Regions from separate parts of the Homo sapiens genome. Here region 1 is linked to region 2. Evidence: read pairs that join two places in POLR2A ChIA-PET (ENCODE). Cell type or tissue: A673. All regions are shown on one strand. Links, peaks and the distances in the headings refer to the core of each region. The heading gives the core; the rest is flanking DNA.

Region 1 (10,489 bases), core at 939-8,938, 110 kb before region 2:
CTTTTGTCTTTGTGCCTGTTTTCTATGAAATTGTCATCAGCGTTCATACAATTTTGTATCCTAATGCAGTCTCAGTCTTATTAATGATCTCCTTGCACTGTTTGATGAAAAACTGTGATTCACGTGGAAACTAGGGATGTGGTTTCACCAGGAGTCCAGAGGAAAACTGCCCACTCTGATTGTGGGGGAGCAGCCCAACTCCCCGATGGAAGCATTTTCCATTCCACAAATCACTGTGATTTGTCATTACGCCATGCTTGAACCTGGCTTTAAGATTGTGGTAACTTTATCTTTGACTTGTGGGACATACCGCCCTGCAGAAACAGCCTGAACTCAGAAGATGGAATTGGCACACATTTCTCTGAAATATTTCACTCTGAGCTTCTGTACTTTTACTGAGGTCTACTGAAACTGGAATTTGTTTGGGATCAAATAACCAAAGGCCAATTTCTCGCTTCCTTTCCCAAAGAGCTGGAGGTCCGGGTTTCCCCTTTTGTCTACCTTCCTGCTTAACCATTTATGGCTTAAGACGCACCATTCACCTTGAACATTTTCAGGAATGATAGACAGGTTAAATTCCATGACAACAAAAACCGTATTGCAGAATTATTGTAGCTTAAAACCTGCCAGGTGACCCTCCTTAGTTTAAGAATTTTAAGCAATATTCAATTTAATAAGTGTACAATTTGGATAGTTCCTGAAAGTTGATTATAGTCAGGATCCACTGTGCTCCCATTATTGGAAATAACGTTTTTCTCCAGAGACCCTAAAAGACCAGACCTTTTTGACCCTCGCAGCTGGTTCTCTTTCTTGTTTACAAACTAGGCTATTTTCTTAGGGGACCTGACAATTTGCATGTGAGTGCCCTTCTTTTGCCTAAGGAATCCCTTTTTTTATTCTGGGGTCATTTCTGCGATATACATATTCATGGGCCTAGCTTAGTGTTTCTTTTCTGGGGGCTGGGAGATGGAGACCAGAGTAGAATTGAATATTTCTCCTTTTTCTTCCTGGAAGAATCGATCTTCGAGGATTAAGTTGGTAGTTAAAAAGCCGCTTTATCTTTCTGAAGGCCTTGCCCTTTTATGTGTTGATCTGATACCCAAATGTAGAAAACAGTTCTATACACAGCTTGAGGATATATTTTTAGAAGAGTTTACCACCCACATGTGGCTAAAGCTTTGTGGGGAGTTCTTTTTTTTTTTTTTTTTTTCCGTTGTGAGTGAAATAGATATTTCACTATATCTTGCTCTTGTTTTCAAACCCTTTAAAAAGCCATTGACCATTTTCTCTTTTATTTTTAGTTGACACATAATAATCATACACATTTATGGGATAAAGAGTGATATTTTCTTATATGTCTCCAGTGTGTAATTGATCAAAGAGTAATTGGCATGTTCATCACCTCAAACACTTATCATTTCTTTGTGTTGTGAGCATTCAGAATTCTCTCTTCTAGCTATTTGAAAATATACACTGAATAATTGTTAACCATATTCACCCTACAGTTCTACAGAACAGTAGAACTTATTCCTCCCATTGAACTGTAACTTTGTACCTATCAACCAACCTCTCTCTAGCCTCTCTTCCCCTCCCCTTTGTAACCTCCAGTAACCACAGTTCTTTTCTCTACTTCTGTGAGCTCAATTTTGTCGTCCTTCCTTTGTGGAAGCTGTGAAATACCTTTCGAGGGGAGTGCGGACTTGTGGTCAGGTGTAAATATGCATTCAGCTGGGCAGAGTTTGGGAGATTCCTTTAAAACCTGTTCTTTTGCTGAAATTCTAGGTATCTTTTTATTTTATTTTATTTTTTATTTTTCACCTCATCAGTTAGAAGTGTCAGAAACTCTCCTTTACCCCCCACTTAGTCTTTGGCATTTAACCAAAATATACTTTATTTACTTATATATTTTTTGAGATAGGGCCTTGTTCTGTTGGCCAGGCTGGAGTACAGTGGCGTGATCACAGCTCCATGCAGCCTCAACCTCCCTCTCGAGCTCAAGCCATCCTTCCACCTCAGCCACCACACTAATTTTAGTGGTTTTTTGTTGTAGAGACAGGGTTTCGCCATGTTACCCAGGCTGGTCTCAAACTCTTGGAGTGAAGTGATCCATCCATCTTGGCCTCTCAAAGTATTGCCATTACAGGCATGAGCCTCACCCCAAAGCACTCAAATTTTGTTTTTTTAAATTGAACTTGAGTGCTTTGGGGTAAGACCTGCCTATTCCATTTCACCTTATAGTTTTTCTTACTCTTGGCCTATGTAGGGGAGAGAGAAGACTTTCTTTCTGCCTTCTGAAGGTACCATAATTGAGCCTATGAAATAAACTGATGATAGATTAACGGATGAAAATACATACAAATTTATTCCATGCATAAATGTGGGAGTCCCACAGAAAGTGAAACTCAAAGCAAGGTCAGATAATTGAAGTTTATGTAGTGTGCCTGAGCTACGAAAAAGGAATAAGCGGCTGGGCGTGGTGGCTCATGCCTGTAATCCCAGCACTCTGGGAGGACAAGGCAGGAGGATCGCTTGAGCCCAGGAGATCAAGACCAGCCTGGGCAACATGGCAAAGCCCTGTCTCTACAGAAAATACAAAAATTAGTCTGGCATGGTGGCTCATGCCTGTGATCCCAGCCACTCTGGAGGCTGAGGCAAGAGGATCGCTTGAGCCTGGGAGGTCGAGGCTGCAGTGAGCCGAGATAGTGCCACCGCACTCCCGCCTGAGTGACAGACAAGACCCTGTCTCAAAATAAAAAAGAAAAAGGAATAGGGGCCTGGGGCTCCTGGAGGCAGGTGGTGATAGGTTATAGAAGGGTAAGGGGAGGAAATGTATGGTGAACAAAGGTTGCCTTGTTAATGCAGATAAAAAGCCTCTTGAATGATGAAAGTTGTCTCAGAGTAGCCTCAGAAGAGCAGGTGATGGCTTGTGACCAGGTGTCGACCTTCAGTCTCCTCTCCTAAGTTAAGATCTTCCAGCCAGGCACGGTGGCTCACGCCTGTAATACCAGCACTTTGGGAGGCCAAGGTGGGTGGATCATGAGGTCAGGAGTTCAAGAACAGCCTGGCCAACATGGTGAAACCCCGTCTCTACTAAAAATACAAAAATTAGCCGGGTGTGGTGGTGGGCATCTGTAATCCCAGCTACTCAGGAGGCTGAGGCAGGAGAATCACTTGAACCTGGGAGGCAGAGGTTACAGTGAGCTGAGATCACACCACTGTACGCCAGCCTGGGCCACAGAATGAGACTCCGTCTCAAAAAAAAAAAAAACTTCACTGGTTGATGAGGGTCCTATGATAGTCACTTTCCTTTACACAGATCAAGTATCTCTTCTCTGAAATGCTTGGGACCGGAAGTGTTTCAGATTTTGGATCTTTTTTTCAGATTTTGAAATACTGCATTCTACTTACTGGTTCAGCATCTCTAATCCAAAAATCCAAAATCCAGAATGCTCCAATGAGCATTTCCTTTGAGCATCATGTCTGTGTTCAAAAAGTTTCAGATTTTGGATTTTCACATTTGGGATAATCAACCTGTAGATTTCAATTTATTGTATCAAAGGGCAGCTTTTCAGAGCTGCTCCTGTGTCTGCAGTTTCTCAGAATAATCAGCTCAATATATGCCAAAGAAATAGATCCTGAGGTGACATGTTCTAGTCTCCTGCAGTCATATTTTGGGGTAGTGTGTCCTGAGCCCCATCACCTATCTGACTCATTTATAAGTGGGATCCCTGAAAGTATTTAAATAAACTTTTAATTTTGGCATAATTTTTGATTTGCAAGAAAGTTGTGAAGTTAGTACAGGGAGTTCCTCACCCAGTTCCTGGTTCTCTCCATTATTCACATCTTACATCACACAGTATGTTTGTCAAACCAAGAAACTGATGAGGGTATGTTATTGTTCACCAAACTCCAGACTTTATCTGGAGTTCCCAGTTCTCCCACTGATGTCCTTTTTTTCTGGGCCAGGGTCCTAACCTAGGGTACTACATTGCATTGATATATTTTATTTTATTTTATTTTATTTTATTTTATTTTATTTTATTTTATTTTATTTTATTTTATTTTATTTTTTGAGACGGAGTCTCGCTCTGTCGCCCAGGCCGGACTGCGGACTGCAGTGGCGCAATCTCGGCTCACTGCAAGCTCCGCCTCCCGGGTTCACGCCATTCTCCTGCCTCAGCCTCCCGAGTAGCTGGGACTACAGGCGCCCGCCACCGCGCCCGGCTAATTTTTTGTATTTTTAGTAGAGACGGGGTTTCACCGTGTTAGCCAGGATGGTCTCGATCTCCTGACCTCATGATCCACCTGCCTCGGCCTCCCAAACTGTGTTTTATTTTTTTGAGACAGAGTTTTGTTCTTGTTGCCCAGGCTGCAGTGCAATGGCACAATCTCAGCTAACTACAACCTTGGCCTCCCGGGTTCAAGCAACTCTCCTGCCTCAGCCTCCCGAGTAGCTGGGATTACAGGCACGCACCACCACACCCAGCTAATTTTTGTATTTTTAGTAGAGATGGGGTTTCCCCATGTTGGCCAGGCTGGTCTCGAACTCCCGACCTCAGGTGACCCACCCGCCTCGGCCTCCCAGAGTGCTGGGATTATAGGCATGAGCCACTGTGCCCGGCCCCACATTGCATTTAGTCATCTTGTCTCCTCAGCCACCCTGGCTATGTTAGTTTCTCAGTCTTGCTTTGTTTTTCATAACCTAGATACTTTTTGAAGATGAGGGATTCTGTAGAATTTCCCTCAAATCAGGGTTGTCTGATATTTTTCTCATGATTACAGTGGGGTTGTGGGTTCTGGGAGGAGAAGACCACGGAGGTGAAGTGTCCTTCTCATCCTGTCACATCAGAGGGCACATGACATGCACATGACATTGCAGATGTTAATATCAAGGGAGAGAGTAAAGTATTCCTGATGTTAATTAATATCAAGAGAGAGAGTGAAAAGGAGGTATTTGCCAGATTTTCTCGCTTGTAGTTTACTGTCTTTCCCTTTTCATAGATGGAGTTTTGCTCTTGTTGCCCAGGCTACAGTGCAATGGTGCGATCTTGGCTCGCTGCAACCTCTGCCTCCTGGGTTCAAGCAATTCTCCTGCCTCAGCCTCCTGAGTAGCTGGGATTACAGGCATGTGCCTGTATATAGACATGTTTCCCCATGTTGGCCAGGCTGGTCTCGAACTCCCGACCTCAGGTGATCCACCCGCCTTGGCCTCCCAAAGTGCCGGGATTACAGGCATGAGCCACCACGCCTGGCGACTCTGTTCTTTGAAAGAGAGTCAAGGAGTCCAGCCCACACACAGGAGAGGAAAGGGAGAGATTAAATTCCACCTCCTACGAGGTGCCATGGCTCATGCCTATAATCCCAGCAGTTTTGGAGGCTGAGGCGGGTGGATTACTTGAACCCACGAGTTTAAGACCGGCCTGAGCAACATATTGAGACCCCCATCTCTATGGAAAGTTAAAAAAAAATCGCTGAGTGTGGTGGTGCACACCTGTAGCCCCAGCTACTCAGGAGGCTGAGGTGGGAGGATCATTTGAGCCCAGGAGTTGAAGGCTGCAGTGAGTTACGATCAAGCCATTGCATGCCAGCCTGGAAATAGTGGAATGAGCAAGACCCCATCTCTACAAAAAATAGAAAATTAGCTGGGCTTGTTGATGCACACCTGCAGTCACAACTACTCGAGAGGCTGAGGGAGGAGGATCGCTTGAGCCCAGGAGGCTGAGGCCATAGTAAGCTATGATGGTGCCAATGGTGCCACTGCACTCCAGCCTGGGTGACAGAGTGAGACCCTGTCTCAAAAAAAGAAAATAAAATAAAAGTGCATCCCCTGGAGAGGGAGTATCTACTCATACTATTTGGAATTTGTCAGTGAGGAAGATTTGTCTTTTCTTGTTTAAAAAATAGACACTTCTGGCCAGGTGTGGTGGCTTACACCTGTAATCCCAGCACTTCGGGAGGCTGAGGTGGGTAGATCACTTGAGGTCATGAGTTCGAGACCAACCTGGCCAGCATGGTGAAACCTCATCTCTACTAAAAGTACAAAAACTAGCCGGGCGTGGTGGTGGGTGCCTGTAATCTCGGCTACTCGGGAGGCTGAGGCAGGACAATTGCTTGAACCTGGAAGGTGGAGCTTGCAGTGAGCCGAGATTGTGCCACTGCACTCCAGCCTGGGCAACAGAGGGAGACTCCGTCTCAAAAAAAAAAAAAAAAAAATAGACACTTCTAATGAGCTGATGCCATAGATACCCTGTCATAGATGGGATAGATGTGCCATATGGGCACAGGAGACCTCAGCTGTGCAAGGATGTCAGATGCACTTGGCTTTCTCAAGCCCTCGTGGGGAAATATAGATCACATCCCTTCCCCTGGGGTGGGCAGAGAGTAACGTAATATGGTCCAGTTAGGGAAATATTAATAGAAGCTAACTTGCAGACAGGAAGCAATTAGGATGCAGGAGGAAGACATATGTCATCAAGGGCTAGATCATGTGGTGTCAGCCAGGGGATGTGAAACAGGCATGAAAAGCGCTTGACAGGCAATGTCCACCACCACCCTGTTCCCACATTATCCGTAAGTCTTGCTAAAGGCAAGATTGCTGTTTTCTGGAATTTTCAAAGACAGACAGTTGGACTACCTGCAGTCATCTGGAATTTGGCCAGAACAAAGGAAGTAAGCAAATAGAAGACTCCCAAATAAGGTATATATTTATCATCAAAGCAGATGCCCAAGCCTGTTTACCTCACTCAGAGGAGGCGCCCACGGCAACTATGAACTCTTACTTTACACAGAGTCCTTGCACGCTGGGTTCTGCTGGTGTCCAAGTCCTCAGAGGCTTTGAAGTAGCAAATTGTGTTGGTGGGATGGAGCCGCCATCAGCCCCATGTTGGACTGTTGGCAGCCTGGGACCGTGTAGAACCACAGATGTGGACACAAGCATTTTTCCTTTCCTTTCTCTTTTTCTCTTTCTCTCTCTCTTTTTTTTTTTTTTTTTTTTTGCAGATTGTAAGAAAGGAGAGGGGAATATGGGAATTTATTTATTTATTTACTTATTTATTTATTTTGAGACAGTGTCTTGCTCTGTTGCCTAGGCTGGAGTGCAGTGGTGCGATCTCAGCTCACTGCAACCTCCACCTCCCAGGTTCAAGCAATTCTCATGCCTTAGCCTCTGGAGTAACTGGGACTACAGGCATGCACCACCTTGCCCAGCTAATTTTTGGATTTTTAGTAGAGATGGGGTTTCACCATGTTGGCCAGGCTGGTCTCGAACTCCTGACCTCAAGTGATTCACCCGCCTCGGCCTCCCAAAGCACTGGGATTACAGGCATGAGCCACCGTGCCCAGCTGGGATCGATTTTAGAAAAAGATTAAGGCTGAGTGCAGTGGCTTATGCCTGTAATCCCAACGCTTTGGGAGGATCACTTGAGGCCAGCCTGGGCAACATAGTGAGACCCCGTCTCTACAAAAAATTAAAAATTAAAAAAACTAGCTAATCATGGTGGCATGTGCCTGGAGTCCCAGCTGGTCGAGAGGCTGAAGTGGGAGGATCACTCGAACCCAGGAGTTCAAGGCTGTAGTAAGCTATGATTGCGCCACTGCACTGCAGCCTTGGCAACACAGCGAGACCCCGATTGTAAAACAAAGTTCAGTTTAAGAAAGAAAAAAGAAAAGAAAAAGGTTAAGATACTTTTTTCGGGGGAATGTTTACAGAGGCTGTGGGTCAGAATGAAGCAACACCAGAAGCTATGGAGACTGGGGTTTCTGCTGTGTTTCAACTTGGTTTTTTGTGTTCTCGGGAGAAGACACCCTTGGCCGTGGGCCGTGAGACCTTTGATGTGTGTTTACGCTGACCGCGAGTTGTTGGGATGGCTTCTGCGGTGGGTGGTTCTCTTGGTATTCTCGGTTTTGAAGCTTATTTTTAGACTCTGAACTCTCCTTCTTGGCAGGAGTTGAATCCCCCTGGGGGTTTTCAAGTTGTTCTTGGACTGCTGGTTTTTGAAATAGAAGCCCCTTTGGTGGGGTCCCCCATAAACCCAGGCGCTGGTGCCCACCTTGTGATGTGAAGGCTCCTGTAACACGACCTCACTTTCCTGGCCCCGCACTACTCACCTGCCCCACGGGACACAGGTACATGGCTTCTGGGTGTCTGTCCCCGCTGTACCCAGATCTGCCCCCTTGCCCTTGTCCCCAGATCCTCCACTCGCTCCTAGGAACCGTACCCCTCCCAAAACAAAAAAAGAAACTATACCCAGTCTCCCCTTCATATCTCTCCCACATCTGCCCCTGTTGGTTGACTTTGCCTCCCTATATGGGTCCCATAAGGCCGGCAAGGGAGGGTCCACATCTCTCAATCCTTTGTCCACCATTGGTGTTTAGAACCCCCTGGAGGAAAACTGGATCATAGTGCAACATGAAAAAAAAAGAACTTTAGGCCGGGTGCAGTGGCTCACGCCTGTAATGCCAGCACTTTGGGAGGCCGAGGTGGGCGGATCACTTGAGGTCAGGAGTTCGAGACCAGCCTGGCCAACATGGTGAAACCCTGTCTCTACTAAAAATAAAAAAATGAGCTGAGCGTGGTGGCATGCACCTGTAATCCCAGCTATTTGGGAGGCTGAGGCAGGAGAATCGCTTGAACCTGGGAGGCAGAGGTTGCAGTGAGCCAAGGTCACGCCACTGCATTCCAGCCTGGGCCACAGAATGAGACTCTGTCTCAAAAAAGAGAAAAAAAAAACTTTATATTGACAAATAGGATGTTGTTAGTGCAAATTTTGGGGTTGATATAGTGGGAGTGGTAAAGGGAACGTCTTCTTACCAAATAGAAATAATTAGAAGCTTTAATCACTCTGCAAACAGGGAAGGTCCCAGGGCCAGGTGCTGGGCAGGAACACAAAGGGCTGTGATGACATCACCTTTACCCAGAGGCGGGAAGGACCCAGGATGGAGGCCTGGGGAGGGCAGAGACAGGTTTGCAGAGGAGACTTTCTTTTTTAATTAAAAAAGTATGTATTTTGTAAATATGTAATATTACTATGGCTTAACATACAAAAGACCAGCAAGGGTGTAAAAGTGACCAGTGTTTGTCACACCCCATCCCCTAGTCCACCTGGTTCCCTTCCCGACAAACACCGACCGTTAAGTTTCTTATGTATGCCTTTGGAGACATTTTTTGCATATTATATAAAGAAATACTAGGCCAGGCATGATGGCTCATGCCTGTAATGCCAGCGCTTTGAGAGGCCAAGGTGGGAGGATTGCTTTAGCCCAGGAGTTTGAGACAAGCTTGGTCAACATACTGAGACCCCGTCTCTACAAAAAATAAAAAAATTAGCTAGGTGTGGTGGTGCACACCTGTAGTTCTAGCTGCTCTGGAAGCTGAGGCAGGAGGATCGCTTGAGCCTGGGAGCTCCAGGCTGCAATGAGCTATGATCATGCCACTGCACTCCAGCCTGGGCAACCCAGTGAGAACCTGTCTTTAAAAAACCCAGTGAGAACCTGTCTTTAAAAACAACAACAAAAAAAAAACCAAAAAAACGCCGGGCACCTTGGCTCATGCCTGTAATCCCAGCACTTTGGGAGCCCGAGGCGGGAGGATCACTTGAGGTCAGGAGTTTGAGACCAGCCTGGCCAACGTGGTGAAACCCCATCTCTACTAAAAAGACAAAAATTAGCTGGGTGTGGTGGTGGGCGCCTGTAATCCCAGCTATTTGGGAGGCTGAGGTAGGAGAGGTGCTTGAACCTGAGAAGTGGAGGTTGCAGTGAGTCGAGATCGCGCCACTGCACTCCAACCTGGGCAACAGAGCAAGACTCCTAAAAAAAAAAAAAAAAAAAAAAGGATATCTTCTTCTCTCACCATACACAAATGGTGGCACACTACAAACACTCTCCTGCCTCATTAAACATGATAGTATATCTTGGTGGTGATTGCATTTCTCCAAATAAAACTCTTCCTCGTTTCAGTACCTTGTGGGGAGGGACCATCCCTGATTGGTACCCTTGCCTTGCTGGCGGACTAGGCTTCTGCTGTTACCAGCAACGCTGTAGTGAATACCCCATGTGCTTGTCATTTTGTCATTTCAGCCACATGTGGGGGTTATTGCCAGCACACATTTCTGGAGGAAGAGTTGCTGGACTTGTTCATGTTAAATTTGGTTGGCCGTTTCTGTTGCAGGAGCCTCAGTTTATCGATACCCAGGCTAGCTCTCTGTGTGTGTTACCAACATTTTGCTCTTTGCCTGGTGGATGGGTGACAAATGATATCATGATATCATGGCATTGGTTATGGGGTTTAAAAAAAATCTTTTATGGCCGGGTGCAGTGGCTCACTCCTGTAACCCCTGGCCTTTGGGAGGCCGAGGCAGGCGGATCGCTTGAGGTCAGGAGTTTGGGACCAGCCTGGGCAACATAGTGAGACCCCATCTCTACCAAAAATACAAAAAGTTAGCCAGGCGTGGTGGCACACGCCTGTAGTCCCAGCTACTCAGGGGGCTGAGGC
Region 2 (10,489 bases), core at 1,342-9,341:
AAAAAAAGAAAAAGTCTACCAGGGGTTCTCAGCTGGGGCAGTTTTGACCCCCCAGGAGACATTTGGTAATATGTGCAGAAATATTTGGTTGTTGGTAGGGGTTACTGGCATCTAGTGGATGGGGATCCAGGATTCAGCGAAACATCCCATAATGCACAGGACAGCCCCCAAATAAGATGATCTGATCCCAAATGTCAGCAGTGCTGAGGCAGAGAAACCCTGGTCTACACACCACTGCCTCACAGGAGTCCTGTCTACATGGTGCCTTTCCTCAGAAGAAATTAGAGAAGAGGTTTCTTTGCTGATGTGGCAGCTGCGGGCACCCATGCCCAGAGCCCTCTGAGTCTCCACTGACCAGTGCTGCCTGCTTACCTCTCTCTGCAGTGTCCTACACCTGGGGCTGGCGACTGTGCACTGGAGTGACCTGGCCGGTGCCTGGCCAGCCCTACCTGCTCTCATTGCCTGTGTTCGCGGCCGTGACGCTGCAGAAACGGGACCCGGGGCTCCGACAGTACCTGCTGGAAGCTGCCTATACCCTGCAGCCCCAGGTGGGCCCTAGACAACAGCCCCGTCTTTCTCAGCCATGTTGTGGATCTCCTTAGGTCAGCCCTGGGCTCACCCTAAAGGACGTGGGGCTCCTCTCTGGGGCTGTTGGGCTGTGCTGGTCTTGCTGTAGGTTTCTTCTGGACGTTTGCACATGCTGATTCTCCATCTGGGGCTGTATGATGCATTAACTCTGAATCAGTCTTTAGGTCTCAGTTCAGGGGTCACTTCCTCAGGGAAGCCTGCCTTGGTTACCCCAGAGCACATCATATTCTTTTGTGACTTGCCGTAAGACAACCACATTTCTTCCCTTTTAATCAGTTCTGTTTCTTAGTGAAGCTACTTGGATAAGGTCTGTCTTCCCCGCTGGTGACTCAGTTCCTGGGAGCAGATTCAGGGTTGGTTTTACTTACCCCTCTGTCATCAGCATCTGGTCCAGAGGAGGCACTCGGTGGCCTCCTGTCTGATCCCCCAGCTCCCGCTCTGGTCTCCTTCCCATCTTTACCAGCAGCCAGATGGGCCCTCTGAAATCCCAGCTGGATCGTGTCCCTTCTCTGTGTAGACTGCCCCCCTATGGCTTCTGTTACCCTTAAAGTAGGAGCCAGACGCCGTGACCCACAGGCCCTTGGCAGTCCTGCCCCTGCTGGCCTCCTTCCCTGACTCTCCTCCAGACTCACTGCCCTGAAGACACACTGGCCCCTTTTTCAAGGCCACACACATGCCTGCCCCAGGGCCTTTGCACTGGGCGTTTCCCCTGCCAGGAACACTCTTCCCCGGGACATCCACCTAACTCCCTCCCTAGCTCCTTTCAAGTGTCCTTCAGTGGGACCCCTCAGAGGCAGCCTTCCTGGGCCTCCCTGTCTAGACCAGCATCCCGGTCAGGGCCCCTACACCAATGACTTCGCCAGCACACTCACCGGCGGCTGCCGTCTTACCCGTTCTCGTGTCTGGTGTTCCTGTGCCTCCTCTCTAGGACGTAGGCTCCACGCGGTCGGGCACTGCGTGTCTCATGCTCAGTCATCTTCCACGCAGCAGCACACATCTCTGTTGGTGTTGAACAAATGTACGGTGACATGGGATTTCCGAACGGGACTTGTGGCTGAGGCTGCACTTCCCCAACAAGAGACCGAAGCCTTGGACTGGGGTACAAGTGATTTATTAAGAAAAGGCTCCGGGGGACCCAGAAAGAGTGGAGAAATTAGGAAAGGCCGAGGGAAGATGCTGAGAGATGTGCAATTTCAGGTGAAGTTGCAGCCTCAGCCTGGTCTCACAGGGAGCCCCAGAGCACGAGGTACTCGCAGAGTGTGTTCCCCTCTGGGCTAGGGTGCTGGGAGTTTTGGCTGCAGTGCTGGAGGGCAATGTTCTGAAGCCCTCAGGTGACAGCCAGGAAGTGCAGAGCTTGCAGAAGCTGGGGGACAAGGACACAAAGCTGGTTAAAAGGATGGGAGAGGCCAGGCGCAGTGGCTCACTGTAATCCCAGCAGTTTGGGAGGCCAAGGCAGGTGGATCACTTGAGGTCAGGAGTTCAAGACCAGCCTGGCCAACATGGTGAAACCCCATCTCTACCAAAAATAACAACAACAACAAAAAAAAACTGGGCTTGTTGGCGCATGCCTGTAATCCCAGCTGCTCAGGAGGCTGAGGCAGGAGAATCACTTGAACCTGGGAGGCAGAGGCTGCAGTGAGCCGAGATCATGCCGCTGACACTCCAGCCTGGGCAACAGAGCGGGACTCGGTCTCAAAACAAAAAAGGATGGGAGGGGTCTGTGCAGGGTGCCAGGAGTGTGCACCGCAGCCGCTTCTCCCTGGCCGTTTGCTGAATAAATTGCGACCCTGTGGACATGGTCCTGGGCTGTTCTGCAGAGCTTTACAATTCTGCAGGCAGTTTTCAAGCCTGAGAAATTCCTGGTTGGGGGATTGTGAGGACAACAATGTGAGTGTCTGAAGGGTACAGGTGGAGGCTCTCAATCTTGAAGACTCTGCTATTTCCAGAAGGGCAGCTGGTTCCCCCAAGAAGCCACAGCCCACGTCTTCATGGGCACGCCCGGGTCAGAAGTGCTGAGGGACGTCGGGGTGGACATGAGCTACAGCTTGCCCCAGAACAAGTTCCGGCTCAAGCTTCTCCATCCCAAGAAGAAAATCGAGCTGGACGGTAATGTCAACGTCCCTCCCTGCTCACTGCGCCCCTCACTCGGTGCCACACCCGGGGCAGGGCCCCTGCAGTGAGCTGGCTTATAGGTTTGTCTGTGACCTCCTGAGGTCAGCACTAAATCCAGCCCCATTTTACAGGTGCTACATCTTAGGCTCAGAGATTAAAGAAAGGGCAGGCAGTCCTCCCAGGGGGACGGAGGGGCCAGATCCAGATGTTGAACCCTTGTCTCTAAACTCTTGTTTTGCACCCCCAGGAAAGATGGAGGCTCTTGGGAGTGCCCACACGGGTCACTTGGAGCTGGTGCTGGATGACAGGGACGTCTACTACATCAAGGTTTGCTCCACACCCTAGGCCCACCTGTGTCTGCACCTGACACCTCCCCAGGGATTTCCTTCCCCCGTACCAGAGCCCTGTTAACTATTGCCACCACCTCTGGGATCTTCCCTTTCTACCTGCCAGTTAACAAGTGTTAGTTCTATTACCCAGAAATGTATAAACAAGAAAAAAATGGGCTCAAATCCCACCGTCATTGATGTTAAAAATGGATATTAATAACACAAAAACATGCTTTTAAGAATTCAGGTGGGATGCAGTGGCTCACACTTGTAATCCCAGCATTTTGGGAGGTCGAAGCGGGCAGATCACCTGAAATCAGGAGTTCGAGACCAGCCTGGCCAAATGGTGAAACCCTGCCTCTGATAAAAATACAAAAATTAGCTGGGTGTGGTGGCGGGTGCCTGTAATCCGAGCTACCTGGGAGACTGAGGCAGAAGAATCACTTGAACCCAGGAGGCGGAGGTTTCAGTGAGCTGAGATCATGCCACTGCATTCCAGCCTGGGCGACAGAGCGAGACTCTGTCTCAAAAAAAGAAAGAAAGAAAAAGCCAGGTATGACGGCTTGTACCTGTAATTACAGAAAGTTGGGAGGCCAAGTTGGGAGGATCACTTGAGGGTAGGAGTTCGAGATAAACCTGGGCAACATAGCAAGACCCGGTGTCTACAAAACATTAAAAAATGTTAACCAGGCACAGAGTTGTGTGCCTGTAGTCTCAGCTACTCAGGAGACTGAGGCAAGAGGATTGCTGGAGCCCAGAAGGTCAAGGCTGCACTGAGCCATGCTTCTGCCACTGCACTCCAGCCTGGGTGACAAAGTAAGACCCTGTCTCTCAAAAAAAGAATTCAGAATAGAGAAAGGTATAACTTGTAAGTTAAAGCATGCCATGTCCCAAATTTCCTGCAGAAGTACTGATGCACGCCCTGAGAAATCTGTGTTCATTTCCCAGAGCTGCCTTAACAAAGTACGCTAACTGTGTGTCTTCAACTATAGGAATTTGTTCTCACAGTTCTGGAGGCCAGGAGTCTGAAATCAAGGTGTTTTTTGTTGTTATTGTTGTTTTTTGTTTTTTGTTTTTTTTTTCCCCACCTGTGAAGGCTGTCAGGGAGGATCTGACCTAGGTCTCGCTCCTGGATTCTAGAAGCCCCCAGAGCTCCTTGGCTTGGAGGTGGTCTTCTGTCTCTGTCTTCCCATAGTCTTCCCTTTGTAGGTGTCTGTGTCCACACATCCCCTTTTTATAAGGACACCAGGCAAACGGGATTAGGGTTCACCCTCATCACCTCAGCTTAGCTTAATCATGTGTGAAGACCCTATTTCCGAATAAGGTCACATTCACAGGTCCTGCGGCTTAGGGTTTCGGCATCTTTCAGGGAGACACAGTACAACCCATAACCTTATAGATTTGCAAATATTTTTAGTTTGGGTTTCTGGGTTTTATTTTGTCTATCAGGTGAGTGATATGATGATGTAACAAGTTTTGAGGGAGGCAGGTATCATGCAATAGCATGAAAACCCAGTTGTCATGTTTAGGTTTTGTTTTTTTATTTTTATTTTCTTTTTTTGAGGCAGGGTCTTGCTCTGTCACTCAGGCTGGAGTGCAGAGGTGCAAACATGGCTCACTGCAGCCTTGACCTCCTGGTCTCCAGCGATCCTCCCACCTCAGCCTCCCGAGTAGCTGGGACTACAGGCATGTGCCACCATGCTTGGCTTCTTTTTTTTATATTTTTGTACAAATGGGGTCTCACTATGTTGCCCAGGCTGGTCTCAAACTCTTGGGCTTACACAGTCTGCCCACCTTGGCCTCCCAAAGTGCTAGGATTACAGGCGTGAGCCTCCACTCCCAGTTTCCCAGTTTTTTTGTTTTTTTTTTTAACTCTGTGAGGACTTTTTTTTTTTTTTTTACTCAAAAATATAGCTTGGCAGCTGGGCGCCGTGGCTCACGCCTGTAATCCCAACACTTGGGGAGGCCAAGGAGGATGGATCACTTGAGGCCAGGAGTTTGAGACCAGCCTGGCCAACATGGTGAAACCTCATCTCTATTAAAGATACAAAAATTAGCTGGGTGTAGTGGTGCGTGCCTGTAATCCCAGCCACTTGGGAGGCTGAGGCAGAAGAATCACTTGAACCCAGGAGGCAGAGGTTGCAGTGAGCCGATTTCATACTACTGCACTCCAGTTTGGGTAGCAGAGCAAGACTGCGTCTCAAAAATATATATATGTGTGTGTGTGCGTGCATACACACACACACACACAATACACATATACGTACGTACACCTTGGCAATCTTTTCAGACAAGCATGCGCTGATAAAATTTAAATTCTATTGTAGATTTCATTGAGATTAATTCAATCTAAATATTATTAAATTCTACAATTAAATAGGCAATACATTTAAATGATTCAAAGTTCAAAAGCTATGAAAGGGTATAGAACTGACTCTCCCATATGGTAGCCAGTGGCACACATGTTTATAGAAATCTCAGTGAGGCCAGGTGCGGTGGCTCACGCCTATAATCCCAGCACTTTGGGAGGCCGAGAAAGGTGGCTCACCTGAGGTCAGGAGTTCAAGACCAGCCTGAACAACATGGCAAAACCCCGTCTCTACCAAAAATACAAAAAGTAGCCGGGTATGGTGGCAGGCTCCTGTAATCCCAGCTACTTGGGAGGCTGAGGCAGGAGAATTGCTTGAACCTGGTGGGGTGGAGGTTGCAGTGAACCAAGATCACGCCACTTTACTGCAGCCTGGGCAACAGAGCGAGACTCCATCTCAAAAAAAAAAAATCTAAATGAATTAAAATTAAAGAAAATTAAAGATTTGGTTCTTTGGCTGCATGGGCCGCATTTCAGGTGTTCCACAGCTTCATGTGGCTCTGAAACATTGTCCTCATTGCAGAAAGTTCTATTGGTTGGCGCTGGTATAGACTCAAAACCTCTCTCCCACCCCTCCTGAAAGCCAACCACTGTTAGGGATTTTTTGGTGATTCCTTTCTGAGATGATCTATGCACACAGTCAGCACATGGAGTTAATATATCCACTTTAAAGAAAATAAGTGCCTCCTGTGTAGCGCAAATTGCTGTGTAATAGTCCGTGGAATGGAATTTATTCAGCTAGTTTAATAATGAAGGACTCTTGAGTTTTTTCCAGGTTTCTGCTCTTACAAATATTCTGCCATGAACACCATTCTCTCTGCAGAGTAAATTCTTAACAATGGAATTCCCAGGCCACAAGGTTTATATGTTTTTTCTCTTTTCTTTTTTCTTCCTTTCTTCCTTTTCTTTCCTTTCTCGCCCTGTCTTTCCCTCCCTCTATTCCCTCTCTTTTCCTCTTCCCACGTCTTTCCCCCACTTTCCCCCATGTCTTCTACCAGTCTCTTTCCCCCTCTCTCTTTTCCCTCTCTGCCCACCCCCCGCCTTCTCTTTCTTTTACAAGGTCTTATTCTGTGCAGTGATCGTAGATCACTGCAGCCTCAAACCCCTGGGCTCAAGCGATCCTCTTGCCTCAGCCTCCCAAGTAGCTGGGACTACGGCCTGTGCCACCATGCCCTTCTATTTTTCTTTTTTTCTTTTTTTTGTGAAGACGAGGTCTTACTATGTTGTCTAGGCTCGTTTTCATCTCAGTAGGTGCTTTTCTAGGGTTCTTACCCAAGGGTACCTGGACGGAACTTAGTCGTTTGAAGCCCCTGTCACTGTGTTGAAGTTCTGTGTCTGCCCTCCATCCTGCGAAGAAGGTTGAAAACTTCTATCCACTTTTCAGGAAGATGTGTGACTTCAAAAAGTATACAAATGTTGGGAGGCTGAGGCGGGAGGATCACTTGAGGTGAGGAATTTGGGACCAGCCTGGCCAAGATGGTGAAACCCTGTCTCTGTTAAAAATACAAAAATTAGCTGGGTGTGGTGGCGCATGCCTGTAGTCCCAGCTTCTTGGGAGGCTGAGGCAGGAGAATTGCTTGAATCTGGGAGGTGGAGGTTCCAGTGAGTCGAGATCATGCCACTGCATTCCAGCCAGGGTACAAATAGCAGCTTTAGACTTGATCCCACCAGGCATGATTGCTGGGCACCTTCGGCAGTGGATCTCCTGATTCTGCCTCAGTTTCCAGTGTCTTCTCAGAGAGGCCTGGAGTGGAGCATCTGAAGCCGGAGCTGGATGTCTTGCTGCAAAAATACATTCTCCTCTTCCAGCTCTGCCGTCAGCCTGGGTGGGGGAAGACCTATGTCAGGGGAGAGCTGTCTTCCTCCTAAAGCTCCACCTGCCTGATGGCTGAGACTTATGCCTCATTTTCAGAATTCCCAGGGGCCCTTGAACTTCTAGTTGTTTGCTAAATGTGCAAGCACGGATTGCCTCTACCTCCCCGTGGATCTTCCTGCTGGTCCCTATAGAGCTGCCTGCAGCCTGGAAATGTTTGCCTTTGGAGAAATTCTAGTTCCGTCTGCCCCAGACTCATCACAATTACAGTAACAGCCGGAACTCCGGAACTTTCTGGAGCCTGTTTCAGCAGACAGGAGGTCCCCCCTTCAAGTCCTCTGTAACCCAATACAAGATGAAGAAACTGAGGCAGATGAGCTCATGAATACGAAGTCCCAGAGCTTATGTTCAACTTGTCTCAAAGCTAATGGGATTTAAGGTTGGTTTAGGGAAGAATGTTCTGTTCAGTGCCCCCTCCTGCTAGTGTGCAGGGGTTGGGTCGTGGGTTGCCTGGAGAGCCCCAGTTTACGCCTGGTGACGTGACACATTTACAACTAGTGTTCTCTTTAACTGCAAAGTGTTCCGGTTTGGGTGAGAAATTCTGTGTTCACCCTGTTCATGTGCACCTTGAGGAAGCTCTGACGAGCACTGCACAGCCTCTGATACAGACTGGAGAAAGCCATCGCTCGAATGTGCCTGCCAGCAGGAAAAGCTGGGAGCAGAGTGGAGAGCGAGCATCTGTTTCTGTAAAAAGGGAAGGAGAAGGGTGTGTCTGTATATTCGTGTGTGCACACACATACATCCATACACATATGACATACACATGTCCATACACATACACATCATACACACGTCCATATTTACATACACGAACATCCACATGTAGATACAGCTGTACATACATTCGTATATACACACATATCTGTACACATGTCTGTACAGAGTCCATACACATCCATATTCACACACATCCAAATGCATATCTGTATGCACATTCATATACACACATCCACATATATACATATCTTTTCACATGTCCGTGGTGTACACACGTCCATATACATCCATATTCACACAGTCCACATGTGGACATATCTGTACACATTCATATGCACGCATCCGTATATATGCATCTCTTTACACACATACATGTCCATAAACACACGTCCATACACACATATTCATACACACAAACATCCATATGTAGACACATCTGTATATACGTTCATATATACACACATCCATATATATACATATCTGTACATATATCCACACACACATCCATATATACATATCTGTTCACATGTCCGTACACACACATCCATACACATCCATATTCACACAATCCACGTGTAGACATATCTGTATGCATACATTCATATACATGCATCCATATATATACACCTCTTTACACATCCGTATACATACGTTCACACACACGTCCATACATGTCTACATACAGACACATCCATGTATACACACATTCATACATCTGTATGCACCCACATGTCTGTGTACATACACGTCTGTATACACACACCCCTGTATACACACACATCCATGTACAGATACATCTGTACACACATCCACACACATTCATACACACACATCCGCACACACATCTGTGGGGATCGGGGACAGAGAGCATTAAGTAGTGGCAGTGTGGTAATAGTGAGTCTTGTTTTGGCGTCTTTTGGGTAAACTGACCAGCTGGTGGCCATCAGGGGGGCGTGGGGGTGGGGAGCCTACAGGTTGGCGGGGCCATCAAAGATGATATTTGTAGTTGCTCATGACTTTTCCAGAGAATCTTCTTTGCGGGGCCGTGGAGTGTGTAGTGAGCTGTCCCCGTGGCCCATCTGCCAGTGTCTTCCCATGGCCAGGTCTGCACCACTGACCAGCAGAGAAAGTTCTGGCCTCGCTGGCCTTCACAAGGACTTTGGGTTGTACTGTAAGAAAGGCTAGTGTGCCATCATTCGACGTGTCTGGTTGCCGTGTGGAGATTAGTTGCCACCAGCGGGATGGGAGCCGGGAGAGCCAGGAGGATGTTGCAGTGAGACAGGCCGATGACCGGGGCTCCAGCTGGTGAGGCAGCGGAGGTGGCAGAAGTGGTTGATTCTAGACGCGTTCCATAGGGACAGTTGACTCAAGTTCCTGATGGACTGAATGAGGGGGATGTCAAGGAGAGAAGAGGAGTCCCTTACATTTATGTCTGAGTTTGTAACACAGGTTTCTAATTTTGAGAAATCCAGAGTTTAAAAAATTGGGGAAGGGCTGGGCACAGTAGTTCATGCCTGTAATCCTAACACTTTGGAAGGCCAGGGCGGGTGGATCACTTGTGCTCAGGACCTTGAGACCAGCCTAGCCAACATAGTGAAACTCCATCTCTACTAAAAATAAAAAAATTAGCCGGGTGTGGTGGCACGTGACTGTAATCCCAGGGAGGCTGAGGCAGGAGAATCACTTGAACCCAGGAGGTGGAGGTTGCAGCGAGCCAGGATTCCACCACTGCACTCCAGCTTGGGAGACAAAGTGAGACTCTGTCTCAAGGAAAAAGAAAAATTGGGTAAGGATCGGTGTAGAAGGTTGTTAGCGATGTTGTCTCCTGCCCTGTCTGGTCCCAGTTCGTGTGGTAAGGGCTGGGCCTGCTGGCCAAGCCTGTCCTCCCAGGTGACACTGAGGCCGTTTCAGGGCTGGAGTGACCTGCAGCCAGCCATGGGTGGCGAGGCTGAGCGGTTCCAGGCGCAGCTGGAGGTGAAACTGGTGACGGGGGGCAGCCCCGTCGTCTTCACCGGGAACCTCACACGGCAGGTGGGCAGCAAGCTGGCCTTCTCCGCATCGCTGAGCCATCTGCTGAGTGACCAGGCCAACGTGACAGGTAGGAGATGAGACCCCTTCTGTCCCCTCTGCTCTGTGGCCAGGTTAGGGTGTGGTGGCCCAAGTGCCTCCTTATGGTCCTCATCACTGCAGCTTCTCTTAATATCAACATCCCATCCAAGGGCAGATCCAAGCTCCATGTGAGCCCCCAGAACCTCCCCCAACCTCCAACTGCACCCACAAACCTTAAAATAGCAACTTTTGGACTGTTTTTATTCTGACCCACGATAAGAAACACTTGTAACATTTTGACCTAAAATACACTGGGCATTTAAAACACACACAGAGTGAGCAGGTGCTGGCCCTGGTGCTGGAGCTGGGGTAGTGGCGCCTGGGTGTGCCGCTCATGGGTGTTCCGGAAGATTCCAAGGTAAGGACAGGAGCTGGGGCTGGGGGTACTTGGAG

Evidence for each region. ChIA-PET counts read pairs that join two places held together with the same protein. Peaks named below come from ENCODE experiments on the same cell type or tissue, not always from the same donor. Only the 100,000 strongest peaks of a DNase experiment are listed, where the experiment ranks them.
Region 1: POLR2A ChIA-PET joins it to region 2 with 11 read pairs; 4 of 35 experiments call an interaction of 5 or more read pairs at or near these places.

Annotation. Positions count from the first base shown.
Region 1 is chr16:11,573,041-11,583,529 of GRCh38, reverse strand. All of the region lies in intron 1 of LITAF (lipopolysaccharide induced TNF factor), which reads left to right. Among named protein-coding and RNA genes, the nearest start is that of LITAF, 8.6 kb to the left of the region's middle. RefSeq lists a silencer at 8,723-9,017. In A673, for the core only: no CTCF peak of the experiment used is centred there; no DNase peak of the experiment used is centred there.
Region 2 is chr16:11,461,713-11,472,201 of GRCh38, reverse strand. LOC400499 (putative uncharacterized protein LOC400499) reads left to right here. Exons shown (of 67, transcript NM_001370704.1): 21 at 385-548; 22 at 2,535-2,694; 23 at 2,948-3,027; 24 at 9,899-10,085. It overlaps LOC101927131 (a long non-coding RNA gene), which reads right to left and starts at 6,942. Exons shown (of 3, transcript NR_110907.1): 1 at 6,670-6,942; 2 at 1,479-1,587; 3 at 1-924. It also overlaps the pseudogene LOC124903807. RefSeq lists an enhancer at 1,410-1,911. In A673, for the core only: no CTCF peak of the experiment used is centred there; no DNase peak of the experiment used is centred there; H3K27me3 peaks cover 1,903 bases.